Linked DNA regions of Homo sapiens: region 2 is linked to region 1. Evidence: chromatin loops called from intact Hi-C (ENCODE). Cell type or tissue: PC-3. All regions are shown on one strand. Links, peaks and the distances in the headings refer to the core of each region. The heading gives the core; the rest is flanking DNA. Region 1 holds the start of MIR4276 (microRNA 4276). Region 2 has its middle 38 kb from the start of HPGD.

The links. A loop is a pair of places that touch in the nucleus more often than their neighbours do. Peaks named below come from ENCODE experiments on the same cell type or tissue, not always from the same donor. Only the 100,000 strongest peaks of a DNase experiment are listed, where the experiment ranks them.
Region 2: a loop joins it to region 1, with 1.9 times the contacts of the local background. A loop is called at or near these places in 2 of 110 quality-filtered maps.

What each region holds. Positions count from the first base shown.
Region 1 is chr4:174,421,199-174,425,600 of GRCh38, forward strand. MIR4276 (microRNA 4276) reads left to right here and starts at 2,597; the gene lies at 2,597-2,666. In PC-3, for the core only: no CTCF peak of the experiment used is centred there; a DNase peak (open chromatin) is centred at 2,623; H3K4me3 peaks cover 367 bases; H3K27ac peaks cover 1,573 bases.
Region 2 is chr4:174,482,736-174,487,137 of GRCh38, forward strand. No RefSeq gene overlaps it. Among named protein-coding and RNA genes, the nearest start is that of HPGD, 38 kb to the right of the region's middle. In PC-3, for the core only: no CTCF peak of the experiment used is centred there; no DNase peak of the experiment used is centred there.

The DNA of each region.
Region 1 (4,402 bases), core at 223-4,222:
AAACAAAAAACAATAAAAATAATGGTGGCTTCTTAATTCCTTATTTTAATGGGCAAAGTTATTCCCTCTCTGTTTATACTCCAGATATTCCACATGTGCTAAAACATTTAGAAATCTTCTAAAATACGATATGTTCTTTTTCCCTTCCATATCTTTGCAACTACTTTCCCCTGCAACCGTCTAGGGAGTTCCTTGTAATTATATGTCACTCAACTGAAAATTTACCTTCTTTATGAAATATTCTGTGATGTCTGTGTGCATGATTACATATTTCCACTTTTGTGTTCCCACTGTACTCTGTCAGCATCTAAGTTGTGGTACTCACCACACCAGTAAATTTCTGTGTACATTTCTCTCTCCTGTACCATGAGAGCTCTAGGACTGCAGGAATTGTTATTTTAAACTTTGTATGGAATTTAGTAAATGCTTATTGAATCAACTCATAAGAAAATTGGATGCTAATATTTTACTTTCTTCAGTTTCCTCATTGGGTTTAGTGGAGAAATTTCTCACAATATTGCCTGAAGGACAAGTTTGAGTACAGGTACATTATTCTTACATATTTTTTCTTTTTATATTTGTCATTATATGTCCATTTCCAGTGAATAAGTGTTTAATTACATTTGTTCATTCCATATTCACATTCCATTTACTGTTCAGAATGTGGAGATCATGTTTCTTGTGTTTGACTTGCTTCACACATGGGAGAAGTTGCATGCATGTGAATTCACTTAAATTATTTCACAAAGCAGAAGGGCACGGTGGCTCATGCCTGTAATCCCAGCACTTTGGGAGGCTGAGGTGGGTGGAACACTGGAGGTCAGGAGTTTGAGACCAGCCTGGCCAACATGGTAAAACCCTGTCTCTACTAAAAATACAAAAATTAGCCAGCATCGTGGCACAGGAGCTGCCTGTAGCCCCAGCTACTCAGGAGGCTGAAACAGGAGAATCGCTTGAACCCAGGAGGCAGAGGTTGCAGTGGGCTGAGATCGTGCCACTGCACTCCAGCCTGGGGGACAGAGCAAGACCATGTCTCAAAAAAAAAAAAAAAAAAAATTCACAAAGTGATGACTGCATTTTCATTCCATCAAAAATAAAAATTATTAGAGTTACTAATTGTATTATTTATCAGATGTGGAAGCAAAAGGATTTTCAATTCACTGTGCAGAGGAGGTATGCTTATAGAGACTCAAGAAAACAATCTGATTGTTTTAATTTTTCTCTAAGCTCGCCTGCCAAAAAAAGAATTCTGATCTGGCTCTTAGATTTTAGTAGATTAAATTTATGGAAAACAGGAATATGGTCCTATGCAAAATGTTCCGGTAAAAGTTTTTATGCTGATATTGAGTGAATTTTAAGCTTATTTAGTCTAAAGTAAAACACTAAGTTTTTTCCAGAACCTCAACTAAACCCAAATATTTGGAGAAAAAAAAGGAAGCAAAAACAAATGTTCAATTGTATGACAGAAGTTAATTTCAAAAATGAATGATGAAAGATGTTGACTTTTTTCTGTTATAACAACATATAACATATAATATTATAGCAGTAATATTATAATGACATAATTGTTTTCATTTCTTTTAACAAAATCATTAAATTGGTCCTTTCCACGCTTTACTACAAACTCTTTCAATTGTCTTCCATTTCTTTGACAAGCTAGAAGGGTCTAGATGTTTCTCATGTGGTGAGCCCTGTCAAACACTTTTAAGTTTGCATTTTTTTCCAGATAAATGTAACAATACCCATAAATCACACTTATTTGGATTCTTATCTAATATTGCATTGCAATAATTGGAAATAAGGCAAAAGCTTTTTGGAAGGTATGCAACACTTTACTCTCAAACCTCAGATAAAATCTAAAACCTGTGTGAGACTAAACTGAAAAGAGGAAGAGGGAAAGAAGGAAACATATTCAATGGAGGACACTGTGCTAAAATGTAATTTTACATTTCCATTGAATCCTATTTTATCAAAACCTGCATTTTTAGTTTTAATTTTGATTCATAGTGTGATTTGGGAATCATTGAAATGACACATGTTAAAGATTACAATACAAATAACACAATTTGCACTTCCAGTTTGCAGAATTTCCGATTTGGCAGTTTGCCAGCTCTTTGAATCTAAGAGAAACAGGGAAACAAAATTTCTGCAGAAGTGTTACTTCTTTCCAAAACATGATCCAGACATTCATAGAACCATTGAATTCGCTATTGCTATTCTGACTACCGGAGAAATACAACCTTTTTGCGTGTGTGTGTGTGTGTGTGTATATGTGTGTGTGTCATGTGACATTTGGCATTGGGGCTGGTGGAGGAAGATAAAACAAAACTGCATGTCTTGCCTGTTTTTCTGTTGAGTCTGACATCTGAGGTGTAAATTCAACAAAAATTAGACATCTCCTTAGATAAGATGACTCTAAATAAATATTCTATTTATAGTTCTCTGCTGACATAAATATAGCTTGCTTAATCATGCACGTATCCTGGAATATGTGTAAAGCCAATTTTGCTAAAGTGATTAATTTGTAGACTGTGTATTTTTTCTTATGTGTTCCTTGAGTCAATGAGTTAAATAATGGGATATGCTGTGGGCATGTCACAGTCTGACTCAGTGACTCATGTGCTGGCAGTGGCCACGTAAATAGAGCTACTGTGTCTGAAAGCAATGGGTAGCTAGAAACCTTTTTGACAGCTCATATGAAAACTTAAAGAATTTCAAAACAGGCTGGGTGTGGTGGCTCATGCCTGCAATCCCAGTACTTTGGGAGGCTGGGGTGGGAGGATCATTTGAGCCCAGAATCTTGAGACCACCCTGGGCAGCCTCGCAAGACCCTATCTCTGCATGTAAAAACAACAACAAAAAATTATAATAGTAATAAAAAAGAAGTTCAAAACGAAAAATATTTGCAAGGATTTTGTTTCTGGGTTTTTTGATTTTGTTATTAGATTTTTAATTAAAATAGAATAAAAACCTGAACTTCAAAATCAAGATCTGCTTATTTGGAAATTTTGTCTGTTACTCAAGTCTGTCCTTTTAATTTTTCAGAATAAATTAATATTATCTATTTCTAGATCTCCTACATTGCAGTTTCTTCCAGATTAATAACAGTATATTTAAAAATTATTTTTCAACAGAGCAGTGTACCTTTGCCAGGCTGTAGTCCGACATGATAAGATAATGGAATCGTATGTTAAGCAGACTATCATCTTGATTCCAAGAATTCATCTAGGAAAATTACTTAACAATTGATGATTTTGAATTATTTATCCTGAGAGATTTTGCCAAATCCCAAAGTAAAAATCATTGGAATTACTAATAGTACTAGCAAGCATATGTACTACATAGGGTGCTAGGAAACCTACTAGCTTTCTAGCCTTGTTGACTAGGTTTAGAACCTCACCTCTGCCAGTTACAAACTACAAACTGTGTGAAGTTAGGTCTAAGTTCTTTACCTTCTTTATCTTCAGTTCCTTATTTATAAATAGATAAAGTACTAATCATACCTATAGGATTTTTTAAGATCAAAAAACAGAATGCTATTTTTAAAATTTTCCTTACACCATACCTAGCATAAGTAAATCCTCAATTTATAGTAGTTTCTGCTATATTTTTAAGCTCATAAACAAAAGGACATGTTGCAGTTACACCTATTAATACTAGATGGATCAATAAAAACAGGTATTTTAGCAAATATAAAACTTCAATAATGAAAATCATATAATGACTGAAGAGTGTTAGTTTTATGATTTTTTTTCTTTTCTTTTATTTTCTTTTTTTTTTTTTTGGAGACAGGGTTTCACTCTGTTGCTTAGGCTGGAATGCAGTGGTGCAATCACAGCAGGGTCTCACTGTGTTGTCCAGGCTGGTCTTGAACTCCTGGGCTCAAGTGATCCTCCCACCTTGGCCTCCCAAAGTTCTGGGATTACAGGTGTCAGTCCCTGTGCCTGGCCAGTTTTGTTGTATTATTGTTGTAAACATTTTGGCAATACTGGGACAACTTAATTTATCAAAAATCAACAAAATGTTTTAAGAGCTCTGTATTGTTTTTGGCTCAATTAATTTGGCTTAAAAGCAAAAGATTGAGTTACCTGGATATGTTTAATTCTACCATAAACTTATTTCATAAGGATCTGTGGGGAAGCTTTGTAAATTTTTGTTTCCAGTTATCTAACTTCAGAGATTATTTTTTTAAAAGGAAAATATCAGAATTTTCTATTTTTAATAAAGTAGAACAAGAATTTTTTAAACGTTTTATTTTACCATAATTTCAAGTTTTACAGAGAGATTATCCGAATAGAACAAATGATCCTCATTTTATTCTTTACCTAGATTCACAAATTATTAACATTTTTGCTCTGGTTGCTTTATCATTTACTCTCTTAATAAACATTTTTTAACCTTT
Region 2 (4,402 bases), core at 247-4,246, 62 kb after region 1:
TTTTAACTGTCAGATCCACTTAGACCTTATGAAAAACAAAATTCAAAATTCAATGTGTGTGTGTGTAGTGTGTATACTTGTTGCAGAGAGCTATAATCTTAAAATTCACAGAGAAATATTTAGAATAAAATTCTGTAGAGGAAGCAATTATGATTTAAATGATAAAACAAAACAATACAAAATTTCTGACTCTTGAGAAGGACCATGTTCTCGAATTTTAAAGTGGTTCATAAAATGGTTATAGTATTTATCACCCATTGGACATTTTTAAAGCCAATATTGAAAATATACGAAAGTAATTACTTTGTCATGAATTTAAACTTATATATATTATATTTAAACTTAAAAATATGAGAGGGGTATGGCAGAAATAGCTAGCTCTCCACCAGAGATAAATACTTACCTTTCCAAAGGGTAGCGCTGTTGCTGGAAAGTGGGTTTCCAGGCAGAATTTACATTTCCCAGCACTGGAGCCCAGCCTTGCACCCAGGTGGGGCCGTTTAAGCAGCTCTACAAAGGGTATCTGCACCCAGGTGGGGCCGTTTAAGCAGCTCTACAAAGGGTATCTGCACCCAGGTGGGGCCGTTTAAGCAGCTCTACAAAGGGTATCAGAAAAGGCTGAAGTGATTAAGGAGCAGGTGTGCCTTGTCCGCCCTCTGAGTAGATCCCAAGGCTCTGAGTGATAGTGGAGCTATAAAATGTAAAGGACCTGAATCTTTCAATCACCCACCTTGGAATGCTGCCCACTCTACACCTGCATTGAATTCTTGCATCTGAGAGTAATAAATTTTTATTTTGTTAAGCCCCTGCGATTTGGGGAATTATCTCCTATAATACCGAGCATTACCTTAGCTAATACAGATTGATTCCAGAAGTGAAATGCCGCCAAGCAACAACAAACCTAACGTATCCGGCATTGGCTTCCCAGGTGAGTTGTGGGCAGTGAGGCTAGAAAAGTGGAGGACCCTGTTAAGCAAAGATAAAACATTTGGCGAGTATGTTACCTCCCATGCCTACCGAGACCAATTCCTCTGTGAAGGGGTTCAAAGATAGAATGATGATGGTATGTTTTGGTGTTCTCTGATTACATCTAGCAAATTATAGAACCAAGAGGTGAGCTCAGGCTGGAATTGGCTTGTTTGCAATTAAAACTTAAAGAAGAGATAATCCAAAAATGTGGAGCTTTTTGGGTTGGAAAAGTCAACTGCTTCTAGTCTCTAAGCACAGAAAGATAAGACTCAGAAATGTTTTCCGCATGAATGATCCATTAACCCTTAGTTATGACACAAATTGCAAGTGTGAGTTCTATCCAAGTCTGCTTTTCTCAGTGTACTCCCATTACGTTGAAAGAAGAGAGGAATAACGAGTGGGTAGGGTGCAAAATAAAATATCAGGCTTGAAAATTATGACTATTAATGACTTGTGACTTTAAAAATATTTCAGTGTTTTAAAGCAAATGAAATTCACTAGAAGTAAACAGATCAGAGCCTACTAATTTTTTAATACGATGCAGAGCTGAAGAAATCCCAAGTCAGAATTTAAAAGCTTTTAACTAGGCCCGGTGCGGTGGCTCACGCCTGTAATCCCAGCACTTTGGGAGGCCGAGGCGGGCGGATCACAAGGTCAGGAGATGAAGACCATCCTGGCTAACACGGTGAAACCCCGTCTCTACTAAAAATAAAAGAAAATTAGCCCGGCGTGGTGGCGGGCGCCTGTAGTCCCACCTACTCGGGAGGCTGAGGCAGGAGAATGGTGTGAGCCCGGAAGGCGGAGCTTGCAGTGAGCCGAGATCGCGCCACTGCACTCCAGCCTGGGCGCAGAGCGAGACTCCGTCTCAAAAAATAAATAAATAAATAAATAAATAAATAAATAAATAAATAAATAAATAATACAAAAATTAGCTGGGCCTGGTGGTGCGTGCCTGTAATCCCAGCAACTTGGGAGGCTGAGGCAGGAGAATAGCTTGAGCCTGGGAGGCAGAGGTTGCAGGGATCAGAAATCGCGCCATTGCACTCCATCCTGGGCTACGGAATGTGACTCCGTCTCAAAATAATAATAATAAAAAAAGCTTTTAACTGTTTAAGACTTAAGCCTTGGGTTTCAAAGCAACTTGCAATGATAGGACACAGTATGTGTAAACTCCACAACTTCCCAGAAGATTTGGCACCAAAAGATGGAGGGTAAGAGACAAAGAAAAAATTCACTAAGTTAGAGAGAGAGGCTCCTGGGCACCATGGTAAAATCACGAATCCCAAACTGAAGATTTCAATATCAGCAAGGAAATTCCCCACTGCCACGGAAGAGAGACCTCATAATGCCTACAAGGTAGGACTGTCTCATTGCTATTGACCACAGACTGGTATGTATCCCATTCTTTTCTTTTCCAAATGAGGTATTTTATTGCAGTTTTTCTCTTCTCGCTCATCATTAGAGTGTCCGTGTTTGTGTGTGTGGACACACATAGCAGATAAGAGAGATTGCCTTTTAAGTTCATAGGTCACTAGATCATGAGAAGCCACGTGCATCCTGACAGGGAGGACTGTGCATGTGTTGGTGATTCTAAATCTAAATTGAGGATAGTAACTACATAGGATTTTGGGATGTTACCGTTGAGTAGGAGTAAAATGTATTCAGTGTGAGGAGCAAGGGATTTATAGGGATATTAAGTGTGGCAAAGACAAATGATTTGTCAATCAAAAACTCAGCCTCCCTGTAGTGTGTAGAGTTGTTTCTGGGAGGCATCACCCACAGTTTCTACATTTCCCAGTATCCCTTGCATTTAGATAGGGCCATGGGACTAGTCTCACCAGAGGACTACGAGTAAAAATAATGCATGTTACTTCCAGGCTGAAATGTTCAAGAAGCAGGTATGCCTGCCCCATTCTTTCTTCTTCAGTTCACTGGCTGGAAGTAAATGATTCGAAAGCTATAGACAGGGGAGCTACAAGGTAGAAGGATCCTGAACAACCTCATGAAAAGCTGCTCACTGAATACAGCACTACATTCTTGTGTGTGTAAAGGAAAAAAAAACTATTGTGTTAAGCCATGAATTTCAGGGGTTTATCTGAATTCTCTGCTACTCTTACTCAATGATTACAAAGAATACATAGTTATAAAAATTACTTTGTGGGTATAGGAGCAAAACATTTGAAAGCCATTGATCTAGTTCAGTTCTACACACACACACACACCACACACGAATTTAGGGGCAAATAAAAATTTATGTAAATGTATACATTAAATTTTAAATAATGGTATATCATTAGCATGAAATTAGGGCAACCTAAATGCAGGAATTTACCAGTTTATCCTCTTTCGATTTAAATCTAGCAGATTGAGCTTAAAAATGTAGTAGGATCTAACAAGACAGTCAACATGTTTTATTTATTTATTCGTTTATTTATTTTTGAGACAGGGTCTCACTCTGTCACTCAGGCTGGTGTGCAGTGGCGTGATCTCAGCTCACTGCAGCCTCTGCCTCCCACGTTCAAGAGATCCTCCCACTTCAGCCTCCAGGTAGCTGGGACTACAGTCACGCACCACCATGACCGGCTAATTTTTCTGTATTTTTTGGTAGAGATGGGGTTTCACTATGTTGGCCAGGCTGGCCTCAAACTCCTGATCTCAAGTGATCTTCCTGCCTCGGCCTCCCAAAGTGCTGGGATTACAGGCGTGAGACACTGCGCCCGGCCCAACATGTTTTAGTAGCCTTGTTTCCTTCATAGCACTTGTAAGTGAGAATGAGACAGTGTTTTTTTTAACACATACTTAAGTCACGGTAGTAAGACAAATGATTTTAAGGATTAGTGATAGGAATTAGTAATAAATCCATACATCTGGAAAGCAAAATGCATAGGCTAGTTACATGCAAATGACTACATGACCATTAGCTACTGTGGGAATAGACCCCAGAAACATCACACCATTGAATAACTATGGAGTTAGAGTGATATCTTTACTCACGATTCTTAAAAACAAGCTTTAGGCTAGGCACCGTGGCTCATGCCTGTAATCCCAGCACTTTGGGAGGCCAAGGTGGGTGGATCACCTGAGGTCAGGAGTTCAAGACCAGCCTGGCCAACATAGTGAAACCCCATCTCTACTAAAAATACAAAAAAATTAGCCAGGTGTGATGGTGGGTGCCTGTTATCCCAGCTACTTGGCAGGCTGAGGCAGGAGAATCGCTTGAACCCAGGAGGCGGAGGCGGAGGTTACAGTGATCACAAAGGCCAAGATCACACCATTGCACTCCAGCCTGGTCAACAAGAGTAAAACTCCCTCTGAAAACAAAAGAAAACGAAAACTAAAACAAGCTTTAGAAGGGAGTAAGTGGCAAGTCGAAATCCTTATTGTAGCAGGGAAAAATGTAAAATGTATGTCATCTGCCTGTTTGTTCTCAAAT